Linked DNA regions of Mus musculus: region 2 is linked to region 1. A link is a loop called in an ENCODE intact Hi-C map of the cell type or tissue named here. Cell type or tissue: left cerebral cortex. All regions are shown on one strand.

Region 1 (2,500 bases):
GGGGCTGCACTTTGGGCCACCTCCTACACTGCCTGCTACAGCCTAATGCGGTCCAACTTCTTAAGGATGGGGACACCTCAGGAAACTCCAGTCATTTGCTTTTGCAGACTTTTGCTTCTCTGTCTTTTGTCTTGATTAGCCTTTTGCTTCTGCCGCCTCCTTTGGTAGTTTGCCCTTGAGGTTAATATTAAAAGGATGGTGTGAAGAGTTCCACAAAGCTGTCAAGGAGAAGAGAAGGAAAGGATGCTTCAGCACAGGAGTGTTCCATAATGGAGTCCGTGGGAGTTGGGTAGTAGGCTACTGAAGCAGAGATGTGTGGCTTAATGGCACTGAAGAGAAGCTGGGGGTGGGTGCTGGAGTGATGGAAATGAGAATGGAGCTGCACAAGAGCATCAGGAGAGAGAAGGAAGAGGGAGGTTGCTAGGCAACTTCTCGGGGCAGAGGAGAGAAGTCTTGAGGGAGGAGGTACTTTCAAGGGTGCCACTTTTTGCAGTGGGTGGTTATGTGTGGTAGAACAAACAGACCCAAGAGAGGTTGGTCACACCTAGCTGGCAGCCTAGAGCCATATCTCACAATAACAAACAGTCAGGAGGAGGCCAAGGTACAGAGACCCAGGAGTGCGGCGAATGGTCTGAGCAGCAGCTGAGATGCAAAAAGAAAAAAGCAAAACTGTTTATTCTACAACTTATACCACAGAGAACATAGCGGCCCAGCTGGTGGAGGTGAGGAAATGTAGTGAAAACACATTCACTAAGTGCAAAGTAGGTACCGTGGACTGGGGCACCTCATGGGAGGGACAAAAATCACAGGATGCTTACTAGTACTCAGCCCCTCATCTAGCCTTGTCATGGGGAAAGCCCCAAGGATATGTGAACTGCTGGGTAGTCTTAGTTGCAGAGTCTAAAACAATGCCTTGTAGGTAAGATTTGACCAGACTACATGGCAGGGCTTCTGTCTCTGTACCATGAGCTGTGGGCTCAGGGACAATGTTGACCTTGTGGAATGCAGGTGATAATGGTACCTACGTCAGCGGGGTTGCTATGAGAACTAAACGAGTTGACAATTACAAGGTGCTGAACATAATGTCCAGCAAATGATAAGGTTCGTTCAGTAATTTCTAAAGAGGAGCTGAGAGATGGGGCTCAGGGCCCAGTCCTGAGTGAGACCTAAGGGGCGTTCCATCCACATCCACTTTATAAATGCCAACTGCAGCCAGAGGGGGCCCCGAGGCTGGGAGCAACTATTTACCAACTCTGTCACTAACAGGTTCTCTGCTCATCCTAACAGATAGTGTATACCACAGAGAGACGTCTTCTCTGGGGGAAGAAGCCATGTCTTGAAAGTTGAGATATGCAGGTCAAAATAGAAGGGTATCTGAAAAAAAAATACAGCTGTCAGTTTCTCCTGCCTCTGTTCTGGTCCTCCTTGGCTGTCATTGGAATGTGAAAGAGTGGGTGTATCTCATGGTCCAGATTCTACCCAGCTCACACGTCTGCTCAGTCCCTTTCCCCTGCTTCCCCAACTCTGAACCCTCAAGATGGCCTCTTTGTCTCCCTAAAATTGTCCCCATGACCCGCAATGTAAAAATGGGAAGTTCTGAGTTTACAACCATCTTGACCAGACAAATGTGTTGCTGGTTTAAAAACAAAACAAAACAAAACAAAAACATGAATTTAGACCTGCAGAGAGACTGTAGTGCCTCGGCTCTGCCTACTTGTAAGGTCCTAACGTCTAAATGAAGTATATCCTTAAAGGCCCATGTGCTAAAAGGCTTGGCCTCCTGCCTGTTACATTAATAGGAGCTGATTTAATCTTGAGAAAATATGGCCTATTTGAAGGAAATGAGGTCAATGGGGGTGTGCCTTTGAAGGGCCCTGGACCTTGCCCCTGCCCTGACCTCTCTACTTCCCAGCCGTCATGCTGCAGGTGGCCCCTTTTACCACATGCTCTAACCCTCATGTGCTGGCTCACCACATGTCCCCAAATGAGGACTAAAGTCTCCAAAACCGTGAGCCAAGGTAAACCTTTCTTCTTTTTAAACTCGTTTACTTCCAGTATTTGTTATAGCAACAGAAAGTTGACTAACATACAGTGAGACTACTGACATTTAGCCAATTGACACTTAGAGAGACAGTTCCAGCTATACAATGTATAGGCATTTATGTCATATACAGTCTACTGAGAAAGAGACAGGAGGACAATACTGTCACAGAACAAGTGGGGAAACCCTGAAATGCATTTCCTTTATGATGAGAGCCGCCTTGCCAGTCTCATATCTGCTCTCAGAGGCTCCATCAGACCACTGAGCACTACACAGAAGAGGAGGGCATATCATTAAGGTTCCCCTTTCAACCTTAGGATTTGGCTAGAAGAGAAGGTTATTAAATTTGGAAAGCCTCGACTCTCAACCCGAGTGGAGCCTTTCTGGTCACTCAGATAAAGTCTGAGATTCTAATTTCTCATGCTTGATTCCACCTGAGAGCATCTGACTGTGGACAGG
Region 2 (2,500 bases), 130 kb after region 1:
TTAGATGGAGTCAAGAGTCTAGAGACTTCATGGTGGAGTGACTGTCCTTAGAAGAAGAGGAAAGGACAACAGAGCTTCCTGTCTCCTTCATCGGGGACAGAGAAGAAAGCACCTGTCTGTAAGCCAGGGGTGCTCACCAAAAGCTAAGCAAGAGGAGCTGTGGACCTGAGCTAGAGCAAACAGATTGTGTGTGTGTGTGTGTGTGTGTGTGTGTGTGTGTGTGTGTGTGTTAGAGCTACATTTACCCAGATTGGGCAACTAGCCTTGGAATTGAGGAGGAGGTGTTGTATATGACTTCAAAGTCCCTAACTTAGGTGACTGAGAAGATGGTGGTGTTTAAGATTGGGAACACAGGAGGAGAAACAGATTTTGTGGAGGATGTAATGAGTTCAGTGCATTTAAATTTGAGGTAGCACGGGGCATTTGTTCAGATGCATCCAGGGAGCTGATAAAAATAGGTTTCTGGCCTTCACTAAAGTGGTTATGCTCTTTATAGAAGAAGACTCAGGAATAATGGAATGTAGACAATGACATCATTCATGGTTAGAAAGATCTAGGGAGATTGTGAAGGGGCTGGAAGTAGGAGCTTAGGATATGCAACTGTTTAAAAGACCTGAGGCAGGGGAGAAGTTATCTAAGAAGCTAAGACCAAGCAGAAAAAAAAGAAAGCATGTGACAATGACCTGGGGACCAAAGGATTTAACATGAATTACTAAGCAATGGCAAGAGTGTATCTATATCCCACAACTGAGGGAGAATGTGCCAGGAGGGACAGACTTGAAATACAGAACTCATTGCAAACTGTGTAAGTAGGAAGTCATGCCCTTCTAATGATGGTCAGGGGAAGGATTTCCAATTCTCCAAGTAACAAATATCCTTAAAATATAGGAATGATGGATATTGTTGAATGTTTCAAAGATGTCCCCAGGAAAGGTGGAGAGGATTAGCCTTGAGTATTAAATGAAGAGATATGTACGTTGATTATGTTTGCTTATAAAAATAAATAATGTTTATTTAAAAATTAAATAATGAATATATTGTGGAATAGAAAGATGTTACCATAACATTTAAAGATGAAGAGAATTCAAGTATTTTAAGGTACACATGGGCCCACTGCCACTAGGGGTGCTGTGTTGGGACAGACATTAGCTGGAGGGCTGCACACTCCCAGTAAGTCAAATCCATGAGCAACTAGTCTGTTAATCCACACTCCAGCCTAGGAACATATAGCATCATGACCATAGTAATCTAAGGACCTGTGTGTGTGTGTGTGTGTGTGTGTGTGTGTGTGTGTGTGAGAGAGAGAGAGAGAGAGAGAGAGAGAGAGAGAGAGAGAGAAACAGAGACAGAGACAGAGACAGAGACAGAGACAGAAGACAGAGAGAGACAGAGAGAGATTAAAAATTAAGAGAAAACTTGTTGTTTGCCAGGACTTAGTAAACCTTTTTAAAACCTGATATCTATTTCTTCTGATGGAGACAGACTATTCAGTTGCATAAAGCACCTTTTATCCTATCAGACTACATGGCAAAAGAAACATCCTTCCTTTGACTTGATGAGAACTCAAAGGAGTAGTCTCTGGTTCTACATCAGCCCAATTCAGTGACTCCTTGGATGGAGAAAAACTAGCACTCTTTTTCTAAAACATAGCAATAGCCCAATCGCTGAGACATGGTGATTGAAAATAGGCCCCTAACATTTCAAAATCTCAATAACTATGGCTCTTGGTAAATTGTTCCTTTAAGAGAGTCTGCAGCATGCACACAGCCTGGTGGGTGGGAACCTTCAGGTCTGTTCCCCTATTCTCTTAGGCGAGATGATCTCTAAGGTTTTTGCTGTCTCTGAAGGACTAAATAGCTGCTGTGTCTCACCTACTGTGACAGGTGGCTCATCACATTGATGAGTCCTAAGTACACACCTTCCTGGCACATACGACAAAAGTTGTTACCAGGGACTGGGGTATTGCTGTGATTGGCCTGACTATGCTTTTGTTTGGAGGAATGTAGATTTTGGGACTTTGGAAAGCAGTGGAATGCTTTAAGTTAGGCTTACTGGGCCATCCTGGTAGGAAGATGGAAGACTCTGTGGCTGAGTATGGTTTGAACTGTGCAGATTTGGTTTCAGTGGAGAAGAATTTCAGAATGTGTCCTAGAGACTGTTTTTGTGGGATTTTGGTGAAGAGTGTGGCTGCTTTTTGCCCTTGTCTGAAGAGTCTACCTGAGTCTAAGGTAAAGAGGTTTATATTAATTGCATTGACAAAGGTAGTCTCAAAAAAGCCCAGCAGAGACTTTGTTCTCTGGTTAAGTCTCATGAAGAGCATTTTGAACAAGTATAGCAAGCTTAGAAAGAAAAACTATAAAATATATGATCAAGTATTAAGCAGGCCCCAGGAAGGGAAATGGAACTGAATCCTTTGCTCTAGGAGATAAGTGAAGATAAAGGAGATTAAGGGAATATGGGGCAAGATCCGACCCAGCTAAATTTAGATCCAGGCATGATG

Evidence for each region. Hi-C counts contacts between places; a loop is a spot of excess contacts. Peaks named below come from ENCODE experiments on the same cell type or tissue, not always from the same donor. Only the 100,000 strongest peaks of a DNase experiment are listed, where the experiment ranks them.
Region 2: a loop joins it to region 1, with 5 times the contacts of the local background. A loop is called at or near these places in 3 of 42 quality-filtered maps.

Annotation. Positions count from the first base shown.
Region 1 is chr3:85,390,897-85,393,396 of GRCm38, forward strand. It overlaps Gm31359 (a long non-coding RNA gene), which reads right to left. Exons shown (of 4, transcript XR_375769.2): 4 at 649-1,374. Among named protein-coding and RNA genes, the nearest start is that of Gm52637, 6.2 kb to the left of the region's middle. In left cerebral cortex, a CTCF peak has its summit at 1,231; a DNase peak (open chromatin) is centred at 369; H3K27ac peaks cover 2,500 bases.
Region 2 is chr3:85,521,212-85,523,711 of GRCm38, forward strand. No RefSeq gene overlaps it. Among named protein-coding and RNA genes, the nearest start is that of Gm31419, 31 kb to the left of the region's middle. In left cerebral cortex, a CTCF peak has its summit at 1,125; DNase peaks (open chromatin) are centred at 358 and 1,106; H3K27ac peaks cover 1,995 bases.